Linked DNA regions of Homo sapiens: regions 2, 3, 4 and 5 are each linked to region 1. A link is a contact called in ENCODE Hi-C or POLR2A ChIA-PET data. All regions are on one chromosome and are shown on one strand. The core of a region is the stretch at or near the end of the contact, and the rest is flanking DNA. Distances in the headings are between cores, read along the strand shown.

Region 1 (2,705 bases), core at 90-2,589:
CAAACTCAAATGCCTACCATATTCTCAAATGTCAGTGAGGTGGGGGTGTATGGGAGTGGTGGGGACTGTGGAAAACTGAAGAGTGTCTTCACAGTCTAAAGGCGACACCTGCTATTCAGCTTCAGCTGATGGTTGCTAGAACTCGCCATGGACCAAATGTCTGATGTTACGATTTTACAGAAAATGTGAAAAGTCTGAATTTCTGTGAAATTTCCTAACTTCAACATTTGGAACCAACTTAAAACTAAGCAAAACAACACTGTTGCTTCTTAAAAATCAAGGCTGCAGGCTGCCTCCAACAATCAAACTCTTCATTTAAAAAAAAAAAAAGAATCCAGGGAGATGAGGCTTAAGAAGGTGAAATGCTTGAGACCAAATAACTCAGTTGGTGGCTGAGCCAGGGCTAGAATTTTGGTTTCCAGAGGAAAGGCTAACTAAGAAAAGCCAGTGTTTCCCCACCCCACTCTGCAGCCATTTCTCTCACTTGGAAGTAAGCTCCCAACCAAGCTCAAGAAAAGCGACTCTATTTCATCCAGCAGCAGCAGTCTCCATAAAATGTTTATCAGTTAATAGAACCTGTGAAGCCAATAGAAACAGCTTTCAGTGTTGGATCAGAGTTTAAATTTCAGCTTCTACTGCTTTCTAGGTGAGTAACCTGGGATAAATTATTTTACTTCTCTGTCTCTCGTTCATGGAAAAAACAAAAACAAAAACAAAAAATGAGTCCCTTTTATATACAGGGTTGTGGCAGATGGACTAAGATTTTGTGTACCGACTGCCTGACACAGTGCCAGAACTGTAGTAAGAACACCACACGTGATAGTAACATAACATCCAGGAGATATTCTAATACTTCTTATTTTCCAAGTACACACAAATTGGGGGTAGGGGGAAGGGCTAAGATGCTTAATAGTGGGCGTAGCCAGTTGTGGATAAATATCAAAAAGGGAATCCTAACATGAAGTATAAGTGGGATTTTCACCAAAACCCTATCCTTCCCCAGACTCCAGTGACAGTTTAACGGTCAGCTGCATCAAGGCTTGTGTACTGTGCAGTCTTAAAAGGCACCACTCCTGTCCATCTCGGTGAAATTGATGGTGGAGCAAAAGGGAGTTTAGGTGGTTCCGGTCTGGGGAGAAGACGTGCAGGGTTTCAGATGCGAAAGTCGCACCCAACCGCTTCACTCGGGCTCTAGGCCATCCGCAGGGGCCCTGCTTCCTTCCACCTGCGAGCTTTTTCTGCAGAATGCGGGAAGCCGCCGCCGCCGCCACAGAGGAGGGGGCGGAGGCAGAGGCGGAGGCGGCACCCAGGGGCCGGGGCAGGGGAGGCCGGGACCATCGCAGTGACAATTTATTTTCCTGCAGCAGCGGCAGCAGGGACGGTTGCTGCAGGTTCGGGGTCGGCCGGCCTGCGCGTGGGCTTGCGAGGACGCTGTTCGTCCCCTGCGCTGGGGTGTCCGACAGCGAGGAGGAGAACGACGCACGGAGCCCGCGCGACTGGAACCAGCAAAGCTCCATCTGTCGGCAGAGGAGAAGGGGGAGGAGGCACGGCCGAGGCAAACGAGCGGACGCCTCGTCGCCGGGTGCCGGTATCACCCCGCTGCAACGCCTTCCAGCAAAAGCCACCGCGGCCCGGGTTGCAGCAGCCGGACGGATGCCAAGGCCACACGGCAGCCACGGGGGCAGCCGTCGCAGTCGCCGTCCCACACGGGCTGCGGACACCAAGGGTTGCTAGTGAGTAGCGGCGCGCGCGCGTGAGTGAGAGCGCGCACCGGACGGGGAAGTGCGCACGGCGGGTGCGTCTGCCTCGTGGCCTGGCGCGCGCCGGCCCTTCCGCTGGCAGCGTCCGGTCCCGGGCTGGCTCTAGGGGAGGAAAAAATGCACTTTGGCGGCTGATCGCTTCCTTCCTGCCAGTCATGCAATCGGCCGCCTCCATCGGCGCCGCCTGTATGCGCCCCTCCGCTGGGCCCTCTGGGTTAGTTTCACCTTGATAGGGAGGCAGGAAGACCTGGCTGCTGGTGGCAGGGCGGGACTCTGGCCGTGACCTATACGTGGGTGCGCCTGTTTTTTTGGTTCAGCCCTGGGTTGCAGCCTTGGAGATGATGTCGACCTTGGGAGAGACCACTGCACTGTCTCTAGCGGCGCGGTGTGGAGGAGGGAGGGGCGAGGGTTAGAAAAACGGACCTTTACCCCGGCCGAGCAGGTGCCATGCCTTTCCAGATGATGTTACTTTTATGCCCTTTATGAGCGACTAAGACATTGCCCCTCACCTGAATAACTTAAAGCTTTCGCTGAAAGCCCCCAGTGAGATGCACAAAGAAATGGAATGTCTCCAAAACATATTTTTTTCAGAACTTTCTCTAAAACAACCCACGCTGCTGATACCCCCAGAGCCTAAGGTGCCATAATTGCTGAAGTTTAAAAGAAAATTTATGTAAGGAATAAGTAATTCAGGAAACGGAACCCAATCTAGAGGTTTGAAAAAAAAAATCAAGTGCCTGGGAAGTGGGGTGGGGTGGCTTGCTTCCTGGAAATCAGTGTTCGGTAGTAAGTAAAAAAGACAGCTTTCAAAGTAAGCCCCAGTGAGCACACTGCTTTCCAAACATCTTGCTCATTACTGACAATAACATGAAGTCCTGGATTTTAAGCTATTTCCGAAGACATAATAGATATCACTAGGATGCTTGTTTATGGTCTCATGATTTA
Region 2 (2,705 bases), core at 128-2,627, 820 kb before region 1:
TTTGTGCACAGGCATGGGCTAGCCCCTCTGGGTGAAGAAGCTTTCAGGAAAGTGACTGTTACTACTCAGCTAACAATGTAGTGCTGAGCACTTTGCAGGACCGAGCTCACGAAAGTCTCACACAAGTCCTAGGAGGAAGGTGCTATTATTATCTCCAGTATACAGATGAGAGAACTAAGGCTTGAGAAGGCCATGAAACTTGGCCCAAGCTCACACAACTAGTCAAGTGTCAGAGCCCTCAGCTCTCTCTGCCTTCTGATTTAGAGATTTTAATTAGTGCAAGTTCAATATCTAAACTCTAGGAAGTTGCTAAGTATTTGGGGTAGAACCACATGATTCAGGTGATGATCAGTGTATGACACTTTACTATGACAGGCCAAAGAATTGAGTAAGTAGCATTTAAAGTTTTTACTGAATGGGATTAATGTCTTGTTCCAGGAAGGATTGAAGGCAGCTGATATAAACTGGGCAATATGTGAGTAGGTAGAGATGGTGAGCTCCAGAGGAATTTGGGATGATTCTCAGAGGAGGGACTCTGGTTGGGCCTTGAAGGATGAGTGGGAATTAGGTAAGTAAAGAACATTTCAGATTTGGGGAATCAGAATCAACTCTCTTTTAGGAGGCTTGCATTTGAAGCTACTCCATGAAAATGTTCTAAGTACACACAGTGACCTTTCTTGGGCTATGCTCCTACACTTGCTGAGCTCTTATATTCTTGAGAGATGTTTTATCAGCCTAAGCATGCAAAGAAACATGTGACCTGTGAAGTAATCCTTCACCAAGAGCACGTGCCAAAGCTGGTCAATATTGGGCCAGAAATTCTCCCCATCCCACCCCACCCTGCCCTGTCATTAACCAATTCTCCCCACATCCTAGTGTCACTAGTCTTTTCATGGTTCTGAAAACATGTTATTGCTTAAGTGCATTTCTCTACCATACTTTACAGACATTATCACTAGTCCTCACAACTGCTCTAATAAGGTAAATGACATTAGGCCCATTTTACAGTGGAGGAAACTGAGACTGAGAGGTGTTAAGAACTTTGCCCAAGTCATACAACTTCTTGGTGGTGGAAGCAACTAATTCATGGAAGAAACAGATCTGATGCCAAAGCCCGTGTTCTCTCTACTCTACCACATACTCTCCTTAGAACCGAATGAAGACTCCCCAGGCAGTTTTTGCTAGTATTCTGGATTTGTTTAAAAATCCTCGTAAGATGTTAACAACTTTAAGTCCTGTGGTGGTATGGGGGACCTGAACACCTGGGTGCATTTTCTTTTATTTACTCTAACAGGGACACAGACCTCTGGCTTCTTTCATAGAAACCCCCCTTTTTGAAATGTCTCTGTTTTGTTCATTCAGGAGAACAGATCAGCATCTCTCATGCAAGGCCTGGCTCTGTGCCCATCTCACTTTTGCAATGAATTTAGCAACATCTGCTTTGCCCATTAAAGTGATTTTTCTCTTCCTGGCCCTGAGCCTGTATGCTTGCTGCAATTGATTACTAGCAATTTCCTTCCCAAACCAGAGAGTTCAGTGAACTCTAAATTGAATTGTTGCTCACTGGTCTCCTTTGGACCAATTGCATATGGCTTACGTGCAAAATGGTCAAGCCACTCAGTTCCCGAATCTATAGGCTGATGATTCTGGTTAAACGTGGGAGAGGACCTGATGAGTGACATTTCCCATTTTTGCACACAGTGGCCTAGGACTGTGGTCACTTCTGTGTTTCTCAATTTCAGGTGGGGGGAGGGGATGAAGCCACCTTGCTTACAGCAAGGCTGTTGAAGTACACACCCTCTTTCCTTTCAGTCATATTGCAGCACCAATGGCCTCAGATGTAGTTGCCTGGAAACCTTGTTTCAGAGACATCTGAGAAACATATATCTAGCTCCAGAAGTGGCTTAGAAAGACCTCAGGAAGATGCATATCACTGTACTCTTTTGAAGGCAGCAGTGGGTCCCTTTAAGTGGTTCAGGCAGCTTTTTAAGATAAAGCAACGCCCAAAGTGATGCTGAGCCTGTATACCTGGCCTGCTGCTCCATCTTGATTGGCGGATATCTAGTTATCCTTTGAGATGTAGTCTGAGTGTTACCTCTCAGGGAGTCTGCCCATGTCTCACTCAGCCCTGTATTCCCAATATCTAGCACAGTGAGTACATGTAGTGCACCCTCAGTGAAAGGACAAATGAGTGAAGGATGCTGCTCTTCTCGTGAGAAGATTTTAAACTGGTACTTTGCTCTGAGCTGTCCTTGAAGTGTCTCTCCTTCCCCACAGCCATGATAGCTTTACACAGGGACAGTGAGGAGTTGTTGGTTATTTAGAGAAGTGAAAGTCAGGAGTCTCCTCTGCCACATAGTCCTAAAAAAAAAAAACAACAAAAAACCCAAAACAAAGGAACTTATTACTGACCAAATTACTTCCATATATCAGGGAGGTTAATTTAAAGCTAGGAATCTATAAATAAGAAAAAGGTAGCATAAATGACTAACATCAAATAGTATTGACAATTGCTGGAAATCATTTGAGTCATTGCACATTCTGTCTCTTTGAGCAGACATTCCCCGTTTCCACCACAATTGCTGACTGCATACCTACCAGTATCAGCAGCCACTTCTGAAATGATTATCGCAGACGAGACTGCAAATATCCTATTCTTGCAGAACTCTGTCACAAACATCTTTAGCATCGAGCTTGGGGCTTTC
Region 3 (2,705 bases), core at 70-2,569, 770 kb before region 1:
CACTTAGTACTTTACATATTGTAACTCACTGAATCCTTCCTTCTACCTTACAATAATAGTAGGTATAATGCTCATTCCGCAGAAGAGGAAACATGCTCAGATAGGGCAAGTAATTTGTCTAAGGTCACAAAGCTAAGAAAATGAGAAACCAGCTCAAAATTATTAAATCTGAACATAGATTTTCTTGGGAAATTACTGTTAAATTTCTCAAATAGATTGTAAGTGACCTTTAGAGACCTTCATTTCACTTACTTCATTTATTTATACATGACCCACCTAAGGCAAAGCATTTAGTTTCTTTAAGCGCAAGTTTCGTCATCTGAAGAATGGACAAATAATAATACCACCTCCCCCACCCCACCCCAGAGTTTCTGTGAGGATTAAATGAGATAATGCATATGCAGTGCCTGGCCCATAGTAGATGTTCAGTATATTTTTTACCATCATTTGTTAATTTGACAAGTAGTCAAATTAGTGATGCACATCAGAATCATCAGTGGAAACTTTTCAAATATTGAGGTCTGGGTCCCAAAGTGGGGTATTTTGAAAAGTTCCCCAAGTGATTCTGATTCACATTCCCTTATGAGAATCACTGCTGAATGTGACCAATATTCATTAAGGAAGCATTTTGCTCAAGGCATTTTGCTGTGTGCTAAGAGAGGTGTCAGATGCACAATAATGGCAAAAGTCACATAAAAATAAGTAAATTACTATGAGAGATGAGTGAGTCCTCCTGCAGCAATCAGGAAAGTCCTCATAGAGGCAATCACAGTGGGCTGGGCTTGAAGGCACAGCAGGGTTAGCTTGCCAAGAATGGTGGCAGGGCAGTGAGTGAAGGTAAGTGGCATGATGGTGCAAATAATGTCACTGGTGCCACTACTGGCTGGGACATGGAGTCTGGGGAGAGTCGGGAGATGAAGCCAGGTGGTTGGCTGCAGTCAGAGAATGGAAGCTCTTGGACTTCTGACCAGTTGGGTTTGCACTGCATTTAGAGGACCACGACAAGCCATTAAGATTTTCTGAGCCAGAGAGGGAAATGCTCAGAACTATCCTTTCACCTGTTAAGTCTGGCACTCAAATAAATTAGAAAGTATAGAACCCAAAGGCAAGAAATGAGCAAGGCCAGAGACATCTGTTGCATCAGCCCAGGCCTCAGAATAGGAGCTTGGACTAGGCAGGGTACTGACAGGTGGTTAGGCTAAAGGAACAACTATATAAACCTGGAGACTGAATTAGCTGTTGGGGGAGGGGTGGTGAGAGGAAGAAGAAGTGAAGATGACTTTGAGATTTGAGCCTGCGTGATGGGAAGAACAGCACTGTGACCAGAAAAAGGGAAGTGGGGGTATGAGCTGGGTGGGGGGAGGGAAGATGATGAGCTGAATGTGTTGAGCTGGAGATGCCTGGGCACAAGGTACACATATCTAGGAGTTAGGTGGCACTGTGGAGCTTAAAGGAGAGATCAGGGCTACACACAAACAAATAAATAGAACACAAAGTGAGTCAGCTGCACTGAGGGGTGTCGCTTCAGCCTTGGCAATGGTAGAACTCTGTGGGAAGGAGAGTAGAGCAGGGATTCTTAACCAAAGATCTGTGGATAGGATTTTTGTTTGAGGGTGTCTGTGAACTTTTTAACATTTTAAGCAGAATATTACTATGTATATTAAAAAGCCCACAATCTCATTGGATAAGTTACTCTAAACAAGGTTAAAACCTACTAATATATATATAGGAGAGGTGGGCTGAGATGCTTCTCATGGAATTTTCACATCGTAGGTAGGAACAAAATATTCCAGCCAATCTCTGCAGTCTTGACTGTCATACCTCAGACTGTGGTGGCTGTTTTATTATTATTTTTTTTAATCAGGGCCAGACTGTTTGGTCAAGATTGTCTTAAAAATGTTTCTTCTTTCCAAGATATTCAATGGGGAAAGAATAATCTTTCCACAAGTGTGGTGAGATAAGTGGATATCCACATGCAAAAGTATCCATCTGGACCCTCTGACTCTCACTAAATACAAAAGTTAACATAAAATTGGTCAAAGACCTAACTGTAATAGCTAAAACTATAAAACTCTTAGAAGGCAACATCCTCAAAGACATAATTTTTGTGACCTTAGTTTGGCCAATGATTTCTTAGATATGGCACCTGAAGCCCAAGCAACCAAAGAATAAACTGAACGTCATCAAAAATTCAACTTTTGTGTTTCAGGGACACTATCAAGAAAGCAAACAGACAACCCATAGAATGGTAGAAAATATTTATAAATTATATGTCTGATAAGAATCTAGAATATGTAAAGAACTTTTACAATTCAACAATAAAAAAATACAGTTAAAAATAGGCAAAGGATTTGAATAAACATGTATCCAAACAAAATATAAAACAGGCCAATAAGCACATGAAAATATGCTCAACATCATTAGCCATCAGAAAAATACAAATGAAAACCACAATGAGATACTACTTCACATTCACTAGAATGGCAATTGTCATCATGATCATCATCATCATCAGATAATATCATGTGTTGGCAAGGATGTAGAGAAACTGAAATCCTCTTACATTGCAGGTAGAGAGGTAAAAATGGTACAGCTACTTTAGAAAAACAATTTGGCAGTTTTTCAAAAAGTTAAATATAGAGTTACCTATGACCCAGAAATTTTGTTTTTAGGTATATAACCAAGATAATTGAAAACACATGTTT
Region 4 (2,705 bases), core at 103-2,602, 760 kb after region 1:
GAACATGTAAAATTTATTTCAGACATGATTGTTCAAATCTGAGAGAAGAAAACATGGTAAATAATGTAAATCCAATTTTGACGAACCGTTTTTTAAAAATTATAAGTAACAATCGTGGTCATGAAACTTAAAACAACTAGGATTTTTATTCTGTAAGAAACATAAACCACTTTAATTTCTGATACAAAGCACACAGGCAGATAGTTACATTTTCTTGTATTTTAAAATAATTTCTGTGGGTTTGCAAGCACAAGTTAAGGCTCAGGTTAGTTTTTCTCTGTCTTCAAGATATTCCTAGAGGGTGTATTTTCAATTCCTCAGAAGTTATTTCAAGAGGTGTTATATCCTCAATTAAACATAGAAGATTAAGCTAGAAGCTCCCTTTCATTATATTTTAGCTATTTTCATTGCAAACTCTAGTACAATCTGTCAATGTAGATAAGAGAAATAACTGAAGTATAGCTTCAAAATAAGTGAAACAGGTTTATAAATCACAGGTAATCAATATTAAGTCCTGACTTTTAAAATATTAATACTAATGAAAGTCATTTTCTAACAAGTATCAAAAACAAAAGCAAATAAAAATTCAGGTGCTAGATTACAACCTTACACCTTACAACTGTAGCCAAATCTGCTGTTTGGCTTTAAAGTTCCACACAAAATCTTAACCTACAAATTTAACATTTCAAACCCACAAAATACAAGTACCAGAGTCACCCACAGTCATGTCAAAGGGCTTTCCAAGGTCTTAGAAACCTTAATCCAATACAGAAAAGCTAAGAGTCAAAAAGACATAGAAACAGGGAAAAGTGAAGGTGTTATTTGCCAAACATTAAACTTTCACAGAAATCCAAAACCTACTTAACAATTTCCCTATATCGAACAGCATAACCTCTATGCAAATGCAGTCATTTATTAGCATTTACTGTACTTACTTTGCTTTTTGCCATTTATAAGCTTCATTAAAGACACCCACAAAGAAGTAACCAGTTGAATGAGCTTCAGTCAAGAAAAACCAGCTGTAAACTCGACCTACAAATTTACATCCCACAGCGTCCTGTGGGGAAGGTACACTTTACAAACTACCATTATATATACAAGCTTTAGATTGTGAAATAATGCACTTCGGCTTTCTCCGGTGTACATTACAATTACAAACCCTCAACTCAACCTCCCCCTTCGTTGAAAAAAAAAATCCACCTCCAATCCTCATTGGTCCACATAGTTCCGGCCCACATGGTATCAGTGGGTGTGTCCCTCCCAAAAAACCCTCTCATTGGCCGTGAAGAAACAGCTTCTAATAGGCTGTGATTTTGGGGGGTAGTTAAACTCCACGCCTCCAGACTTGCGCTCTCCAATAGACCCGAGACGCTGCTGGCTACTCTGTGATTCAAAGGGCAGGCAACCCCAGTAGGACGCGCTCAGAGAAGCGAGAGGGGTGAGAAAGGAGAGAGCACCCTCGGTGTGCCGCCCACTTTATCCTCACTCCTGGACCCCAGCAAATGTTCACACACCTGCGTTTTCCCAGCCACCAATTAGAAGGGCGGACAGAGCGTTCGCTTATTATATATCCTTGACCTAGGGACCCGCTCAAGCTTCGTGTCCAATCCTCGTTCTACTGATAGAAGCGAGCAAAGGGCAGGCTCAGGCAAAGACCTGTAGTGCTTGATGTCCCCTAGGAAAAGAATCAGTCCCGGGAACCTACTCTGTGCAGTCCCTCGACCGCAGACGCGGGGGCGCACGGGGCGTGCTGCGGCGCCTGCCTCAGCCGCTCCCAGTCCCGGGCCCCGCACGCTGCGTCTGCCTTGCGCCCGCGCTCCCCTCCCAGCGGGACTTACGCGGCCTGTTCTTTCTCCCCGAGTCCATCCTCCTCCGCAGCCGGCATTTCTTGGCCGGGGAGTCATGCTGAGGGAGCAGTGGCTGCGGCTGCAGCTCCGGCAGGAGCGGGAGGCGCTGGGGCGCCGCGTCGCTGCCGCCCACTGGACCCCGGCTGCAGACGTGCGGCGGCTGGACTGGCGGCGGATGGAAGCCGTTGTGCAGCAGCCCGTTCACAGCGGCGGCGCTGGTGCCCACGGGGGCCCCTGGAGAGTGCGGGACCGAGCGCTCCTGCTGCCCGCTGCGGTCGCCCATGCCGGGGGCTGGCGGGGCTGTGCGCGGGCCCCGGCTCAGGCGGCCTCGCTGGAGGTCATTCTCCGGCGTCTTTATTTCCCCGGATCCTCCCTGCGGCTTCCGATTCAGCAGCCGCAGAGCCGGCGCCTGGGGATGGCGAACCCGGCGCTCCTCCCCTCCTCCTGCCGACTCCCCCACCTCCTCTGCGCCCTGCCCCCCGCGCGCCGGCCCCACGGCGCCGGCCTGGAGCACGCCAGCCCCGGGCGCGGAATCGGGGATCCCCGCGCACCCCCAGCCGGGGCTCCCGCCGCCCGCCTTCCCCTGATCCCCAGGCCGCGCGACTTCAAACGCGGCTTCCTCGCCTCCCAGACTGGTCCCCGCCACTGAGCATGCCCAGTCCTGCCCGCCACCGCCACCGACGAGTTTCAACATGGGGAATCAAGTTCTCTGGGCTTGCAGAGAGGAGATGGGCGGGTTGGGCTTTGTATGGCGATGTGAAAACCAGATGGGTCTGGGAGAGACAGCGAAAGGAGCGAACCGTTTCAGGAGGAATACGGGAGGAAGACAATTATTTGCAGAGGTGTCAGGTTTGCTAA
Region 5 (2,705 bases), core at 69-2,568, 610 kb before region 1:
AATACTTGTCCAATAGTAAACACTCCATAATGTTTGCCTGTTTGAATCTATAATCAAAATCTCCAGTAGGAGAAGGCCCTTGTATTTCTGTTTCATTTTTTTTGCTAGTTGGTGGGAGAACACACTTTTCAAAATACTAATAGTTCACCACCGGACAAGAGATACATACAACCCCAACTTCCAAGTAAATGGAAAATACCTTTTCTGGGTACGTTTATTTGGAAAGGGTTTCTTCACTTGAAGAAAGAATTAACAAACCCCTGTTTGGGAGGATAAAACAAGAAATTCCTTTGGGATGTCTCAAGTTTCTAGAGAGCCAGGCTCTCGCAGGCTGAGGTGGCTTCCACACTGTTCATGAACTGCTCTTGGCGGGCTGGTGGCCTGTTTGATATTCTGAGGTCTAGCAAAGATTTAGCTCCAGGGGGTCATCAAGAGGTCATGGTCTTGATCATTTCCTCTGTTATTTATCTTTGGCTTGTGGTACTGGAGCCTGCCTTTGATACAGGGCATTTCTACCACAGCTGCACAGAATCAAGCATTTCAGTGATTTGGTTTGAGGTGAAGGAGGCTTGGCTTCTAATGCTGCGAAAATGTCACTGGGTACATCTGAGAATATCTAGCTCTGTCCTTCACTGATGAGCAAATTCATTTCTGGGGGTTTACCAGTGGCACTTCCCAGACTTGGGTCAGGAAAGGAATCCTCCTGGTGAGGACAGCAGTTTTCAGTTTGAGTAATTCCATTTTCAGTTCCTTCTGAGACATTTTTCTTGCTCTGAGCTGGAGATAAAAGCAGCATGTCTCAGGCCTCTAGGGTGGATCTCTACTTTTCAACACTGTTTATGACTCACCTGTGACTGCCCTCAGTGCAGCCAAGGGGACCATTTATGCTGAATTAGCCTTTGGATTTTTCTTCTTAGTGACAGCAAAACTTCCGTGACAGCAAACAAGTAAACCACAGGAACATCCCTGGTCTGCTCAGCACAGCAGGCTCTTGGGTTCTCAGAGAGCCTGGGAGGACTTTTCAGCTTGTCTTATGTGGGTTTGTTCACCCCGTCCGGTTTCATTTTTATTTAAAACAATTGGTATCTTTCATCTTGGTTGCCAAGTATGGGTTGCATATGGTTTTGACCTGATATGAAGGGCCCAAATCAAATACCCAGGACTTGGCCTGGAAAATTGGTTGTATAAGACCTGCTCTCTTGTTCCCCTAAAAAGCAGCCTAGCAAATGGAAGCAATGGGTCCCAGGAGTTCGTTTCTGTATGCGGCTCTAACTCTGCCACGAAGGCCAGGACAGATAGTGTGCAGTGCTCTGTCATGTCTACCAGAGAAAATGATGCAACATGTGCTGGAGACTTTACCATCTGTGCAAGAGTGCAGCCCTAGGCTCAATCCAAAAGAAAAAGGAAGTGGCATTATAGCAGGGATATTCCCAGTGAGTCAAATTCCCAGAACAGCCTGTCCCTCCTCAAGGTGGTCAGTGTGCCCCAGCATCTCACCTCCAGATTTGGACTAAAACAGAACTGTTGCGTGCAGGGGTTAGAGAGGACTAGAGCAGTGATGTATTTTATATATCATATTTTCTAGCAATGGTTTTCCATCTGAAACCCAGTTTACATTGTGGCCCAGGGCACAGAAACAGAAGCTTTATGAAACAAGTTACTGTTTCCATGTGTCAGCATTCTAATTTTCCTTTCCTTTTCCTGTTCTTTTTTCTGTTATTTTAATTTTTTAAAAAAGCTTCTTGACTCACTAAATTACTATAACAAACCACTTATGAGTCAAAGCCCATATTTTGAAAAACAACATTGCATTAGTGTATACAGGCAGCACCTTGGGAACATTTATAGAATATGGATTCTTGGGTCCCTCTCCAGGGATTCTAATTCAGTCATTCCTGGGCCCAAGAATCTACGTTTTATGTTAACCTGACCTAAATGTGACCATTATGAGGGCAGGAAACGGTTTTGATCCCTAACATATCCCAAGTGCTTTACATGAAGAACTTGGTACAGCACAGGCTCTTGGTCATTGGTGGTTGAATAAATAAATGAATGAAAAAGTATTGATCTTCAAATGATTCCATCCTTCAACCCCAGCCGTGCCTCCCTTTGCATCTATACTGTTGTCTTCGTTTTTTTAAGATAGATACTCAAATAGTCTCTAGACCTTTGAATTGCAAAATTGCTTTGAATCTCCAAGTTGGAAGCTGCCTTGAAAGTCTCTAATCTAGGGATTCTCAGGTGTAGAAACTTTGTCTCGCTGCTTTAGAATTCCTTGGGGAAGTTTAAGGCAAATACATATCCCTAGACCCCAGCCCTGGAGTTTCAATCCAGGTAGATAGGGTTCATGGCCCAGGAATCTGCATTCTATCCTCCCTCGGGTGATGCTGTGGCCCAGCCAGGGTTGGGATGCACTGTTCTTGTGACCTCTCCCCACTGTGGATCACTGTGGATGGTGGTCACCCAGCCTCTGCTGGAAACATTTTGGGCTGGCAGAAAGAAACTCCCAGAGGTCTGCTCCACATTGAAAAGCTCTGCTTATTGGAAATTTCTTACTGATATTAGCTTCAATCACTTTCCTACTGCTGCTAGTCTTGGTTCTGCCCTCTGGAGCACCTCAACACAAGGCCAATTGGCTGCCTGACTGCTCATTGTGAAAATACAGAAAAAATATAAAGAAAGAAATGAAAATTTTTTAAAATCCC

The links. Hi-C counts contacts between places; a loop is a spot of excess contacts on that map. ChIA-PET counts read pairs that join two places held with the same protein, here RNA polymerase II (POLR2A). Pooled maps may share reads with other maps.
Region 2: a loop to region 1 is called in a map with no recorded cell type, with 4 times the contacts of the local background. The contact joins the enhancer-like site here to the promoter of STAMBPL1 in region 1. A Hi-C loop is called at or near these places in 1 of 168 maps with a recorded cell type or tissue (OCI-LY7), 2 of 37 single-sample maps with no recorded cell type and 7 of 50 pooled maps.
Region 3: a map of OCI-LY7 shows a loop between it and region 1 (4-fold over the local background). The contact joins the enhancer-like site here to the promoter of STAMBPL1 in region 1. A Hi-C loop is called at or near these places in 1 of 168 maps with a recorded cell type or tissue (OCI-LY7) and 6 of 50 pooled maps. POLR2A ChIA-PET finds 5 or more read pairs at or near these places in 2 of 52 experiments (OCI-LY7 and activated CD4-positive, alpha-beta T cell).
Region 4: a loop to region 1 is called in a pooled map, with 10 times the contacts of the local background. The contact joins the promoter of PANK1-AS1 here to the promoter of STAMBPL1 in region 1. A Hi-C loop is called at or near these places in 7 of 37 single-sample maps with no recorded cell type and 9 of 50 pooled maps. POLR2A ChIA-PET finds 5 or more read pairs at or near these places in 1 of 52 experiments (OCI-LY7).
Region 5: a map with no recorded cell type shows a loop between it and region 1 (8-fold over the local background). The contact joins the enhancer-like site here to the promoter of STAMBPL1 in region 1. A Hi-C loop is called at or near these places in 4 of 37 single-sample maps with no recorded cell type and 8 of 50 pooled maps. POLR2A ChIA-PET finds 5 or more read pairs at or near these places in 1 of 52 experiments (activated T-cell).

Annotation. Positions count from the first base shown.
Region 1 is chr10:88,878,906-88,881,610 of GRCh38, forward strand. It overlaps STAMBPL1 (STAM binding protein like 1), which reads left to right and starts at 1,340. Exons shown (of 11, transcript NM_020799.4): 1 at 1,340-1,733. It overlaps LOC124902551, which reads right to left and starts at 1,759. Exons shown (of 1, transcript XM_047426134.1): 1 at 829-1,759. The coding sequence starts at 1,517. The coding sequence ends at 990. RefSeq lists a silencer at 1,229-1,358 and an enhancer at 1,939-2,048.
Region 2 is chr10:88,063,279-88,065,983 of GRCh38, forward strand. No RefSeq gene overlaps it. Among named protein-coding and RNA genes, the nearest start is that of PTEN, 200 kb to the left of the region's middle. Within about 2 kb of position 1,378, at least 15 of the 41 ENCODE cell types and tissues checked have a DNase peak (open chromatin) inside an H3K27ac peak, as active enhancers do.
Region 3 is chr10:88,107,077-88,109,781 of GRCh38, forward strand. No RefSeq gene overlaps it. Among named protein-coding and RNA genes, the nearest start is that of PTEN, 240 kb to the left of the region's middle. Within about 2 kb of position 1,320, at least 5 of the 41 ENCODE cell types and tissues checked have a DNase peak (open chromatin) inside an H3K27ac peak, as active enhancers do; they include OCI-LY7, where a contact is called at or near this core.
Region 4 is chr10:89,642,762-89,645,466 of GRCh38, forward strand. It overlaps PANK1-AS1 (PANK1 antisense RNA 1), which reads left to right and starts at 1,353. Exons shown (of 5, transcript NR_184344.1): 1 at 1,353-1,438. PANK1 (pantothenate kinase 1) reads right to left here and starts at 2,481. Exons shown (of 7, transcript NM_148977.3): 1 at 1,839-2,481. The coding sequence starts at 2,130. RefSeq lists silencers at 1,255-1,304, 2,005-2,484.
Region 5 is chr10:88,270,618-88,273,322 of GRCh38, forward strand. All of the region lies in intron 1 of LOC101929727 (a long non-coding RNA gene), which reads left to right. It also overlaps a transcript of RNLS not described here. Among named protein-coding and RNA genes, the nearest start is that of RNLS, 310 kb to the right of the region's middle. RefSeq lists an enhancer at 984-1,033. Within about 2 kb of position 1,319, at least 7 of the 41 ENCODE cell types and tissues checked have a DNase peak (open chromatin) inside an H3K27ac peak, as active enhancers do.